2 separate regions of the Homo sapiens genome follow, and region 1 is linked to region 2. Evidence: chromatin loops called from intact Hi-C (ENCODE). Cell type or tissue: heart left ventricle. All regions are shown on one strand. Each heading gives the region's core, and the rest is flanking DNA. Links, peaks and the distances in the headings are about the cores only. Region 1 has its middle 79 kb from the start of LINC02997. Region 2 has its middle 19 kb from the start of LINC02997.

What was found. Peaks named below come from ENCODE experiments on the same cell type or tissue, not always from the same donor. Only the 100,000 strongest peaks of a DNase experiment are listed, where the experiment ranks them.
Region 1: it touches region 2 in a loop (2.1-fold over the local background); 2 of 110 quality-filtered maps call a loop at or near these places.

The regions. Positions count from the first base shown.
Region 1 is chr5:67,870,891-67,873,819 of GRCh38, forward strand. No RefSeq gene overlaps it. Among named protein-coding and RNA genes, the nearest start is that of LINC02997, 79 kb to the left of the region's middle. In heart left ventricle, for the core only: no CTCF peak of the experiment used is centred there; no DNase peak of the experiment used is centred there.
Region 2 is chr5:67,810,855-67,813,783 of GRCh38, forward strand. No RefSeq gene overlaps it. Among named protein-coding and RNA genes, the nearest start is that of LINC02997, 19 kb to the left of the region's middle. In heart left ventricle, for the core only: no CTCF peak of the experiment used is centred there; no DNase peak of the experiment used is centred there; H3K27ac peaks cover 694 bases.

The DNA of each region.
Region 1 (2,929 bases), core at 190-2,689, 60 kb after region 2:
GGGCCAGAAAATTCTTTGTCATGGAGCTTTTTCTTTGCATTGTAGGATGTTTAGCAACAACTCCGATCTCTATTGCTAGATGTTAGTTTCGTATTATATCACCTCTCTAATTGTGACAATTAAAAATGTCTCCAGACATTCTAAAGTGTTGAGAACCATTGCTGTAACTTGATCTCTTTTCTGGGCTTAGGATGAGGGGTTGCTTTTGTTAGTTTTGGTCTCATATTATCCTGTGTCCACCTGTTATATTTTCACTTATTATATTTTCTTGTATTTTTCTGTCCTTCTCTCTCTTTCTCTCTCTCACTCTCTCTCTCCCCCCCACACACACACTCACAGACAGACACATGCACACACACACTTGTGCCTGGTTAGAATCCTCTACTGCACTGAGAAGGGTGAATGCTAAGAAGTAGAAAGGTGGGAAGAGAGTTGATCACTGTGATGATGCAAATAATTTGTAAAATCTGAAAAGGAACTATTAGTGTTTGTATTAGAAAAGGGAAAGATACAGGGGAAGGGGTTAGTGTGGGGGTGTGTGTGTGTGTGTGTGTGTGTTGGCATGGAAGTGCCATTGAGAGTAGATACCCATCCTCGAAAAAAAAATGAGTTGGAGACAGAGAATTGGGAGAGATTCGTGGGGAAATGGTTGTGAAGAAAATAAAATTTGGCAATTGAAGCAATAATGTCAGGAAATTAGAGAGGTCTAGCTGGGATTCTTGTTGCATTTTGCCATATAGTATACAATTATTTAACATTCTTCTCACACTACCTGAAAAATGTTCATCATTGTGGAGTTGGGTTTGCTTTTTAAGTTTACAAGACAAATGTCAAGTTCTGCCCTGAGGTAGACAAGATATTGATGAGAGTCTGAGGTGGGAATGAGGTGTGGTATATAGTCCGCTGTTTTTCTTTGTTTTCTGTGGTTTCTTCCTGTTCCATTGTGAGTTGCTTGAGGGCCAGGCATATGTCTCATATAGAGCAGAGTTTATGGCACATAGTAGACTCACAATATCTGTTGTATAGGTACCTGGATGAGAATTACCTTCTCTATTAAGGGTGATTAAATGATCAGTGACCATTATTGCCTGAGCTTATGGAGAAAAGTAATAACCTGGCCATGCAACCTGGGGAAAGGATATTCTGAGTATTTCTCATGCTCAGATGCCAGATGAGGACTGTTAGTCTTAGGACTTAAAGCAGGAGTTGGAAGAAGAGCAGGAGGAGGGGAAGGAGAAAGAGGAGGAGATAACATTTACTGAAAGTTTACTAACATTTTCCATCAAATGTAAAAGTCAAAAATGCCAATTATAATTTCAATGTCATTCATTACTTCTAAGACACATACTAATTTCACAGATGTCTGAATATAAAAGTTAATATTAAAACTGAAATATGGCACATGCCATGCAGTCTTCAGGGTGATCTGAATAAGTGAAGTCATTCAGTCTTCACCACTATCCCATGAGGGCCCTTATCATTAGATGGCAGAAGGCCCACTAAGTTCTAGTCCTTGTTTTATCCCAGTTTATGATGTACCTGGAAAGCCAAATTTTCCAGATATGATGATACGGCTCTTGGTTTTCTAATGAAAAACTGTTTCTGAAAAGATGTAAGGACAGAAGCTCGTCAAAAGGATTTAAGAAAGGATAACCAGTGGTAAGCCTAAAAGTGCATGTTCTAGAAATGAATAAATGGATATCCTGTTCAAATTTATTCCATGATGTTAATATAACCAACAAAGTGTGGGGCAGGAAACACTTTAGATTGTTTAAAAGTTCTTCTTGTCCCAGGACAACAGTTTGAATATCTGCTGTACTCTTTGAATACTAAGCAAGGCTATGTTCCCTTTGCTGTACAGCTATGGAAAGAGGGATATTTCTATAGGAAGGGTGGGAGAATAGGAGAGAACACAGAAAAAGTTTACTATTCCTGAAAGAACAGACACCTTAGCATCCTCACCTCTATTCCCACCCTATGTAATCATGAGAACATGACGATGGGGGTGGCCAAGAAAGAAAAGATCACGGAGGCTTAAGAGGGAAAGCAGACTAGGGAGATGTAGCCATCTGGATAAGGAATCTGAGCAGGGTGGTTAGAAGTGTGGATTCTGGAACTTAATAGCTTGTGTGTGAAACCTGGCTTCATTCATTACCAGCTGGTAACTTGGGCTAGGTACTTAGCATCTCCAAGCCTCAGTTTTCTCATCTGTGAAATGTGGATGATAATATTATTTATCTTGCTGTCATTGTTGTAAAGATTGTTAACCTAGTGATTGGCACATTAGTTAAGTGCTCATAAAAATTAGCTATGGTTATTATGAGACTTAAAAATTATTATTATGCCATAAATACAGATATAGATAGATATAGATATAGACATAGATATAGATATAATCCTGTGTTCATGGCTGAGAAATGGTTTATATAATCAAGAAAGGAAGGAAGGTAGCTAAGCTCAAGAGAAAATATTACTAGAAATATGTTGACATGTGAGCAAGAAGCAAAGGCAAATTTCCCTAAAACAAATTGTGGCAGTACACACTGGGATGTCATGGATAGCAAGAGGCAGAATTACAACTGGCTCCCCAGCAATTGCTTATAACCTGATAGGAATGCATTTCAAATGTGGACGTTATCCTTCAATGGTGCACCTGCCAACATCACTGTTTTAAAGAAGTGATTTTCAACTTTGTTTGCACAACAGAATCATCTGGGGAGCTTTTAAAAATGTACAGATTTCTAAATCCCACTCCAGACCAGTCGATTCAGAATCTTTGGGAGATTCAGACACTCATATCGAATGGACAGCCAGGACTAAGAATCATTGCCTTGGAGCAATGGTTCTCAAACTGGAGCATGCATCAGAATCACACAGAGAGCCTCTGTAAACACAGATGGCTGGACCCCACCCCTGGGGTTTTAGATTC
Region 2 (2,929 bases), core at 195-2,694:
CAAATAAAGCTTCATTTTATCTTTCTTCCTAAGGACTCAGTCATAAGTTACTTGTGTTTGTTTCTACTTTTCTTGGAAGTAAAAATAAGCCATTTTCAGGCTTCTTCTCTACTATTATTCTGCTCAGTATAGGATGGTTTTTTAAAAACAACACTAATATGTGTTAATTTATCACTACAGGCACCAGGATTATGCAAGGATCAGCTAGAACCTCTATTCTGGATTTGATACCTTTAGCAACTTTAGTTTTGTTACTTTGATGTAAGGAAAGAGAGGACACCAAAATACGTCCCACACTGGCCTGGGGAGAGGAAAGGAGTGTTAGAGATCCTTTTTCTCCTCTACCACTACAGTTTTTGTCAGCATAAATTTGGACTATGTTATATCTTTATGCTAGGTGTCACCTATTCTTGCTTAAGGAATAGTCAGCAAGACTGTTAATTAATCCTCTTCCTTCTCAGCTGCCTGCCATTTATATCAATGATAATGTCAGGAGCTGAGGACACAAAGGTGAGTAACAATCAGACCCTGCCCTTGCATCCCACAGTGATGTCAAAGAACATAATAAGGATGTCGTGTCATAAGTGTTATGTATGAAGTACTTTTGGAATTCAGAAAAAGCTCTTGTTGGGTGAAGACGAAGCAATCATCTGCCTCCTGTATATTTTTCAGCCTTGTTCATTACACTTGCCTCTTGTGCTCTAGCAACACTATTTCTCAGTTTCCACAAACTACAGGCCAGGGTTTTTGCTCATATTCATACTGTATCCTCTACCTGGAGTTTCCCTTTTTTCATTTTCCAGGCAAATTCCCACTTAACCTTCACAACTTGCATCAGGCACCAACTCCTTCAGGAATCTTTCTTTTTTTTCTTTTCTTTTCTTTCTTTCTTTTCTTTCTCTTTCTTTCTTTCTTTCTTTCTTTCTTTCTTTCTCTTTCTTTCTTCCTCCCCTCCCCTCCCCTTCTTTCTTCCTTCCTTCCTTCCTTCCTCTCTCTCTCTCTCTTTCTTTCTTCTCTTTTTTTTCTTTTATTTTGAGATAGGCTCTCACTCTGTTGCCCAGGCTGGAGTGCAGTGGTATGATTACAGCTCACTGCAGCCTCCACCTCCTGAGCTCAAGCAATCTGCTTGCCTCACCCTCCCAAGTGGCTGGGACTACAGGCATGCACCACCATGCCCAGCTAATTTTTGTATTTTGTAGAGACAGGGTCTCGCTATGTTTCCCAGGCTGGTCTGGACCTAATGGGCTCAAATGATACACCTGCCTCAGCCTTCCAAAATGTTGGCATGAGTCACCATGCCCAGCAGGAAACACTTTCTAATTCCCCATCTCCAGATGGGTTGGTTCTATGCATTCACCCATTCATTCAACAGGCATTGTTTGGACTCCTATGACCCATCAACATTACTGTGCTAGACCCAGATAGACAGTGGTGAAAACAAAGCCCACATTCCATCCAAGAAAGTAACTCTCCTTCGAGTTTGCTCCAGCTCATTTTAAAACATGATCCTGAATTCTTCTCTCCATACCTGAAGGAGAAGCAAAACTAACTCAACCCAGTTGACAATGTGTCTGCCATGCCCATCTCTAGCCTCTTTTTGAACCAACACTTTGGTTCTTCCTTGGAACCCTGACTCCCATGCATATCCCATATGTATTTGGAACTAGGATGTACACTACAAAGTATACCAGTAGAATCTGAACTATCCAGCATTTCTCAGGCATATTTATCACATTAAACAATCAAACTTTTAAGACTTCATGATCAAGAACCCAAAATCAAATGCAACAAAAACGAAGATAAATAAATGGACTTACTTAATTAAACTAAAAAGCTTCTGCACAGCAAAAGAAATAATCAGCAGAGTTAACAGACAACCTACAGAGTGGGAGAAAATATTCACAATCTATACATCCAACAAATGACTAATATTCAGACTCTGTAAGAACTCAAACAAATCAGCAAGAAAACAAAACGATCCCATCAAAAACTGAGCTAAGGACATGAATAGACAATTCTTAAAAGAACACATACAAAGAGCCAGCAAACATATAGAAAAATGGTCAGCATCACTAATTATCAGGGAAATGCAAATCAAAACCACAATGCAATACCACATCACTCCTACAAGAATGGCCATAATAAAAAAATTAAAAAATAATAGATCTTGGCAGGGATGCAGTGAAAAGGGAACACTTTCACACTGTTGGTGGGGATGTAAACTAGTACAAACACTATGGAAAACAGTGTGGAGATTCCTCAAAGAACTAAAAGTAGATCTACTGTTTGATCCAGCAATCCCACTACTAGGTATCTACCCAGAGGAAAAAAAAGTCATTATATGAAAAAGATACTTGCACGTGCATGTTTATAGCAGCACAATTTGCAATTGCAAAACTATGGAACTAGCCCAAATGCCCATCAATCAACAAGTGGATAAAGAAAATATTATATGATATATATATATATACACACACACATGCATACACACACCATGGAATACTACTCAGCCATTAAAAGGAACAAAATAAGGGCATTCACTGCAACCTGGATGGAACTGGAGACTATTATTCTAAGTGAAGTAACTCAGGAATAAAAAACCAAACATTGTATTTATTCATTCATACCTTGGAGCTAAGCTATGAAGACGCAAAGGTATAAAAATCATACATTGGACTTTGGGGACTAGGGAGAAAGTGTGGGTGTTGGCGAGGGATAAAAGACTACACATTGGGCATAGTGTACACTGCTAGGGTGATGGGTGCACCAAAATCTCAGAAATCACCGCCAAAGAACTTATTCATGTAACCAAATATCACCTGTTCCCCAAAAGCCTATTGAAATAAAAAATAAAAAATTAATAAAACAAGTAAATAAATAAAAATAAATTCTAAAGGCCATTTCTTTGAATTCTGGAGAGCAGCTCTGC